Regions from separate parts of the Homo sapiens genome. Here region 1 is linked to region 2. Evidence: chromatin loops called from intact Hi-C (ENCODE). Cell type or tissue: GM12878. All regions are shown on one strand. Links, peaks and the distances in the headings refer to the core of each region. The heading gives the core; the rest is flanking DNA.

Region 1 (2,913 bases), core at 288-2,787, 260 kb after region 2:
CTGTCTCTATAAAAAACAAAAACATTAAAATGGTCAGGTCCAGCCAGGCGTGGCTCACGCCTGTAATCCCAGCACTTTGGGAGGCTGAAGCGGGTGAATCACCTGAGGTCAGGAGTTCGAGACCAGCCTGGCTAACATGGTGAAACCCCATCTCCACTGAAAATACAAAAAATTAGCCAGGCATGGTGGCGGGCGCCTGTAGTCCCAGCTACTCGGGAGGCTGAGGCAGGAGATTGGCGTGAACCCAGGAGGCAGAGCTTGCAGTGAGCTGAGATAGCGCCACTGCACTCCAGCCTGGGAGAAAGAGTGAGACTCTGTCTCAAAAAAAAAAAAAAAAAAAAACAACCAGGCATGGCAGCAAGCACCTGTAATCCTAACTATTTAGGAGGCTGAGGCAGGAGAATTGCTTGAGCCCAGGAGGCAGAGGTTGCAGTGAGCCCATACTGCACCATTGCACTCCAGCCTGGGCAACAGAGCAAGACTCTGTCTCAAAAACAGAAACAAAATAGACAGGTCCACGTGGTAGCACACACTTGTAGTCCCAGCTTCTTGGGAGGCTAAGGCAGGAGGATTGCTTGATTCCAAGGCAGTTCAGGGCTACAGTGAGCCATGATGGCACCACTACAATCCAGCCTGGATGACAGTCCTGCTCCCGCCTCTTCGGCCTAGAGCAGGAGATTAGAGAACTACAAGCTGTCTCTTGAGGGAAAAAAAAAAAAAATGGTAGTAGTATTTCTACTGAATGCCTATCACTGTTGCACCATTGTAAAGTCAACCAGTCAAAAGTCTTAACCATTGAAAATTGGGACAAACTTAGTTGTTGAAAAGGAGGTTTTGATTTGGGCTTTGCCATTTACTTGTTTTCTGAGAACATATTTCTAAAAATGTACTCTTTATGTCAGTTGGAATTAAGCTGAACTGAGATGACATACTTTGAACACTTTGTAACTTGCTGCTGGTGGGTCATACCTTGGCTTTAGGTACTGAGTAGGGAAATGTCTTAAGTCCCTGTCTTGTTTAGAAAAGGGAGTTTCGGCCAGGCATGGTGGCTCACACCTGTAATCCCAGCACTTTGGGAGGCCGAGGCGGGGGAATCACGAGGTCAGGAGATCGAGACCATCCTGGCTAACACTGTGAAACCCCGTCTCTACTAAAAATACAAAAAATTAGCCAGGCATAAGGCTGGGCGCAGTGGCTCACGCCTGTAATCTCAGCACTTTGGCACGCCGAGGCGGGCGGATCACAAGGTCAGGAGATCAAGACCATCCTGGCTGACACGGTGAAACCCCATCTCTACTAAAAATACAAAAAAAATTAGCCGGGCACAGTGGTGGGCACCTGTAGTCTCAGCTACTCGGGAGGCTGAGGCAGGAGAATGGCTTGAACCCGGAAGGCGGAGCTTGCAGTGAGCCCAGATAGTGCCACTGCACTTCGGCCTGGGCGAAAGAGCGAGACTCCGTCTAAAAAAAAAAAAAAAAAAAAGCCGGGTGTGGTGGCAGGTGCCTGTAGTCCCAGCTACTGGGGAGGCTGAGGCAGGAGAATGGTGTCAACCTGGGAGGCAGAGCTTGCAGTGAGCCGAGATCGTGCCATTGCACTGTAGCCTGGGCAACAGAGCGAGACTGTCTCAAAAAAAGAAGAGAAAAGGGTGTTTCTTGGCCGGGCGCAGTGCCTTACGCCTGTAATCCCAGCACTTTGGGAGGCCAAGGCGGGCAGATCACGAGGTCAGGAGATCAAGACCATCCTGGCTAACATGGTGAAACCCCGTCTCTACTAAAAAATACAAAAAATGAGCCAAGCGTGGTGGTGGGCACCTGTAGTCTCAGCTACTTGGGAGGCTGAGGCAGGAGAATGGCGTGAACCCAGGAGGCAGAGCTCATTGCAGTGAGCTGAGATCGCGCCACTGCACTTCGGCCTGGGCGACAGCGAGACTCCATCTCAAAAAGAAAAAAAAAAAAGTAAAGAGGGTTTCTTAAGAAATATGCGGTCACCTCAGAGCTCCTCCATATATTTTGGGAGTGGGAGTGGAGTGAAGAATTTCACCAACAGTTCAGGGTCTTTCTGGCTTCTGGCCAATCTTGGGAGAGAGAAGGGGTTTTTTTCTGGACTTGATTCCCTCATCTGATAGATTCATTCTGTTCGCCCACAGCTTTCATTTCTTGGGCTGTGCTGATTATCTTCGTCTACAGCTGAAAAATGAGGAATCAGGGAATGGGAGTTAGGGAGACTGCTATCCCTGGTGCGACATGGTTTCCAGGCAGAATGCTGGAAAGGTCAGAGTGCCTCCTTTGCCAGGTAGTTCTCTGGATTGGAGAATGGTACAAACTGTTACATCCACTTGGGAGTACAGCAATGAAAAAGATGACACTTGCCTTTTAGAGGCTATTAAATGACCAATGATGTAGTAAGTGATAAGGGCCCAGCCTAGTCTAGGAGGCAGCTGCTTTTTCCTCTTTATTAATAGTCAGGGAAACCAAGCTACAATTAGAGACTTGCCCACGTTCAGACTTTGTAACACTTTTTCAAGCCAGTGGCTCCTCCCAAACGGCCGAGGTTTCCCCACCCATTCTCCTGACCTGCCCAGCCCTGTGGTTGCTGTCCAGGGAGCTAAGGCTCTCCCCAAACAAACTTGAAGATCTCACAGACCTAATAGACACGGCCTTTCCTCTCTGCCTCTGGCTTTATGTCTCTTTCATCCTCCTCTGCCTTTCCCCTGCCCTTGATCCCTTCTGCAGGTCTTGGCTGGTTTCAGGAAACGGGTCCCATCCCATGGACTCCCACTCTGGGGAGCCTGCGCTCCTGCCCTGTGGGACCTGTGACATGGTTTTCCGCTCCTCAGCTCTGTTAGCCACCCATACTCAGCGCTTCTGCATTGGCCACCCGACCCAAGAGATGACATTTGGAGCACAGGCATCA
Region 2 (2,913 bases), core at 90-2,589:
GAGGAAAAGCAGTCCAAGAGAATTTAAGAAATTAAAATCCAGGGGCAAAGACTATTTATTAATCTCCCCTAACCCTGAAGCCAGAAAAAAACCAAACAGGTTGGGAACCTATTCCATTCAACATAGTCTCCAAACTTAGCTGGCCTTGCCTCAACTTATCAGAAAAGTTGGTCTTCTCCTCATACCATGTTACCGGATAGATGTAAATGCAAAGGGTTTCCATTTTAATATTCCTACTTCCTTAGCTTGAGTCTACGAAAACTCAGTAAATCCCAAAGCACAAGTATAAGACTGTGATGAATATTTAAGTTGTAACTTTCCCAGAATGCTATGTAGAAACTGAGAGGGAAGAGGTTTGGAGGTCGGGAGGAATGGGGAGGAGGGGAAGATCTGACCTAGTGGGAGAAGTCAGTTGGCCTGCTGGCTTCCCTAGCTCAGATAGGAGTACACAGAAAGAAATTGTGTACTGAGCGGGATTCCTCCACATGATAGTGGGAAATGTTCCCAAGAGGGGTTCCTAAGTAGGAGATCATAATCATAATGGTAATAATCATCTACTTACAAGCTGCCTCTTCTTGGAAGGCTCAACTCCTTCTGAAAAACAAAACATATGCAAGTTAGAAATAAGAACCCATCTGAGTCCTGTTGGTCTACCTAAATGTCCTAGGAAATTCACAGCATTATCTTAATAATGGAAAAGGCCACATATTTCTAAATAACAACTTTTTCTTTGCCTCTTAAATTTTATTTATTTTTTTTTTTTTTTGAGACGGAGTCTCATTTTGTCTCCCAGGCTGGAGTGCAGTGGCGCAATCTTGGCTCACTGCAAGCTCCACCTCCCAGGTTCACGCCTTTCTCCTGTCTCAGCCTCCTGAGTAGCTGGGACTACAGGCACCCGCCACCACGCCTGGCTAATTTTTTTTTTTTTTTTTTTTTTTTTTTTTTAGTAGAGACGGGGTTTCACCGTGTTAGCCAGGATGGTCTCGATCTCCTGACCTCGTGATCCGCCCGCCTCGGCCTCCCAAAGTACTGGGATTACAGGTGTGAGCCACCATGCCCAGCCTGTCTCTTAAATTTTTGTGAAATAAAAGCACTCAGGCAAACTATTACTTCTTTATCCTTCCTTCCTAAAAGGAATGTCTCATAGAATACATGCAACATTTTTCCCACTAGATGGAACCATCTCCCCAGTGTAGATTACAGGCACTCTAGGCCAGCCATTAACTGCTGCTGAATTGTAAAGGGCATTAGTGGCAAGCATACAGAAGGAATGAAATAGGATTAGGGGCAGTGGGTGATAACTAGAAAATATTTTAGACAAATAAAGTAGTATAGTTAATAATATAACAAAGAGATGACTTCACACACCACTGGCATAAGAAATAACCTTTACGATAACAGCTGGGGCCCCTGTGACTTGCTTTCCAAGTGTATCAAGTCCCACCTCCCACCAGTCCTAAATTAACAACTATTCTTAATTTTTTAAATATTTTCAATACGTGTTTTTGGATTTGTAAAAAATTAGTAGTATTGTTTTACATGTTTTAAAATTATATATACATGGTATTATATTATATGTATTCCTCTGTTGACATCAGCCAACATTATGAAAACTGGGAGATTCACCCATGTGGATATATTTCACTTTAGTTCACTGATCTTCAGACAGTGGTCCAGTCTATGAATATACCAATATTTATTTATCTATTCTCTAGTAAATGGAAATTTAATTTTCTTTCCATCTTTTTCTTCTCCATTAAAACAATACTCTTGTAAACATTCTTGTAGTTGTTTCCTAGTGCGCATGTAGAAAAAGTTTCTTGGATGTTGAACTACTGAGTCATAAAGTACTGGATATTCCAAATTGCTCTCCAAAACAACTGTCCATGTAAGAAATATATCCCTCATACACAGTCATGAATATATGTGCTTATATTTTCTTCTAAACATTTTATAGATTTGCTTTTTTCTTTTCTTTTTTTTTTTTTTTTGAGATGGAGTCTCACGCTGTCACCCAGGCTGGCCGATCTCGGTTCACTGCAACCTCCACTTCCTGGGTTCAAGCGATTCTACTGCCTCAGCCTCCAGCTGGGATTACAGGCATGCACCACCATGCCCAGCTAATTTTTTTGTATTTTTAGTAGAGACAGGGGTTCACCATGTTGGCCAGGCTGGTCTCAAACTCCTGACCTCAAGTGATCCTCCCACCTTGGTCTCCCACAGTGCTGAGATTACAGGTGTCAGCCATCACGCCCAGCCGGTTTACTTTTCACAATAAGTTTAATATGCCTTATTTTTGTAAAATTCGCTTATTTTATAAAATTATTTTTGCTAAAATTCAGTATTTGATTGCAATTCTTTTGTGTGTTTTTCTAGGTAAATTTACAAACATTCAACTGTACAAATCTTAAATTACTTAATCTTACGTATGCCAATTGATAAGTCTGTTAAGTACATATACTCAGATAACCTAAATCTCTATCAAAATATAGAACATGTCCATCAATCCAGAAAGTTCCACCATGTCCTTTCTTCGTAAATCCCCAAACAAACCACTATCTTCCTACCCCAAGCAAATATTATTCTCATTATGTCACCACAGATTACTTTTACTTCCTCAAAACTTCATATGAATGGAACCATACAAATATAAACCTTTTTACATAGGCTTCTTCAACTCAGCATAGTATTTGTGAGATTTATCCATGTTGTTGCAGGTAACAATGGCAATATGAATAATATACCCCAGTTAATTTATCGTTTCTCCAATTCCATTTTTCAGCTATTAACATTCCTATAACATGTTTTTTGACAAGCTATATTTCACTTCTCTTGGGTAAATCCCTAAAAGTGTAGAATTACTCAGTTAAAGGGTAGATATATATTTAGATTTATAAGAAGCTACCAGACCTT

Evidence for each region. Hi-C counts contacts between places; a loop is a spot of excess contacts. Peaks named below come from ENCODE experiments on the same cell type or tissue, not always from the same donor. Only the 100,000 strongest peaks of a DNase experiment are listed, where the experiment ranks them.
Region 1: a loop joins it to region 2, with 2.1 times the contacts of the local background. A loop is called at or near these places in 3 of 110 quality-filtered maps.

What each region holds. Positions count from the first base shown.
Region 1 is chr1:45,623,763-45,626,675 of GRCh38, reverse strand. CCDC17 (coiled-coil domain containing 17) reads left to right here and starts at 2,622. Exons shown (of 13, transcript NM_001114938.3): 1 at 2,622-2,913. The coding sequence starts at 2,767. In GM12878, for the core only: no CTCF peak of the experiment used is centred there; no DNase peak of the experiment used is centred there.
Region 2 is chr1:45,880,045-45,882,957 of GRCh38, reverse strand. It overlaps MAST2 (microtubule associated serine/threonine kinase 2), which reads right to left. Exons shown (of 29, transcript NM_015112.3): 4 at 563-594. The region is part of intron 2 of LOC105378694 (a long non-coding RNA gene); the gene reads left to right. Among named protein-coding and RNA genes, the nearest start is that of MAST2, 78 kb to the right of the region's middle. In GM12878, for the core only: a CTCF peak has its summit at 1,175 (motif pointing right); no DNase peak of the experiment used is centred there.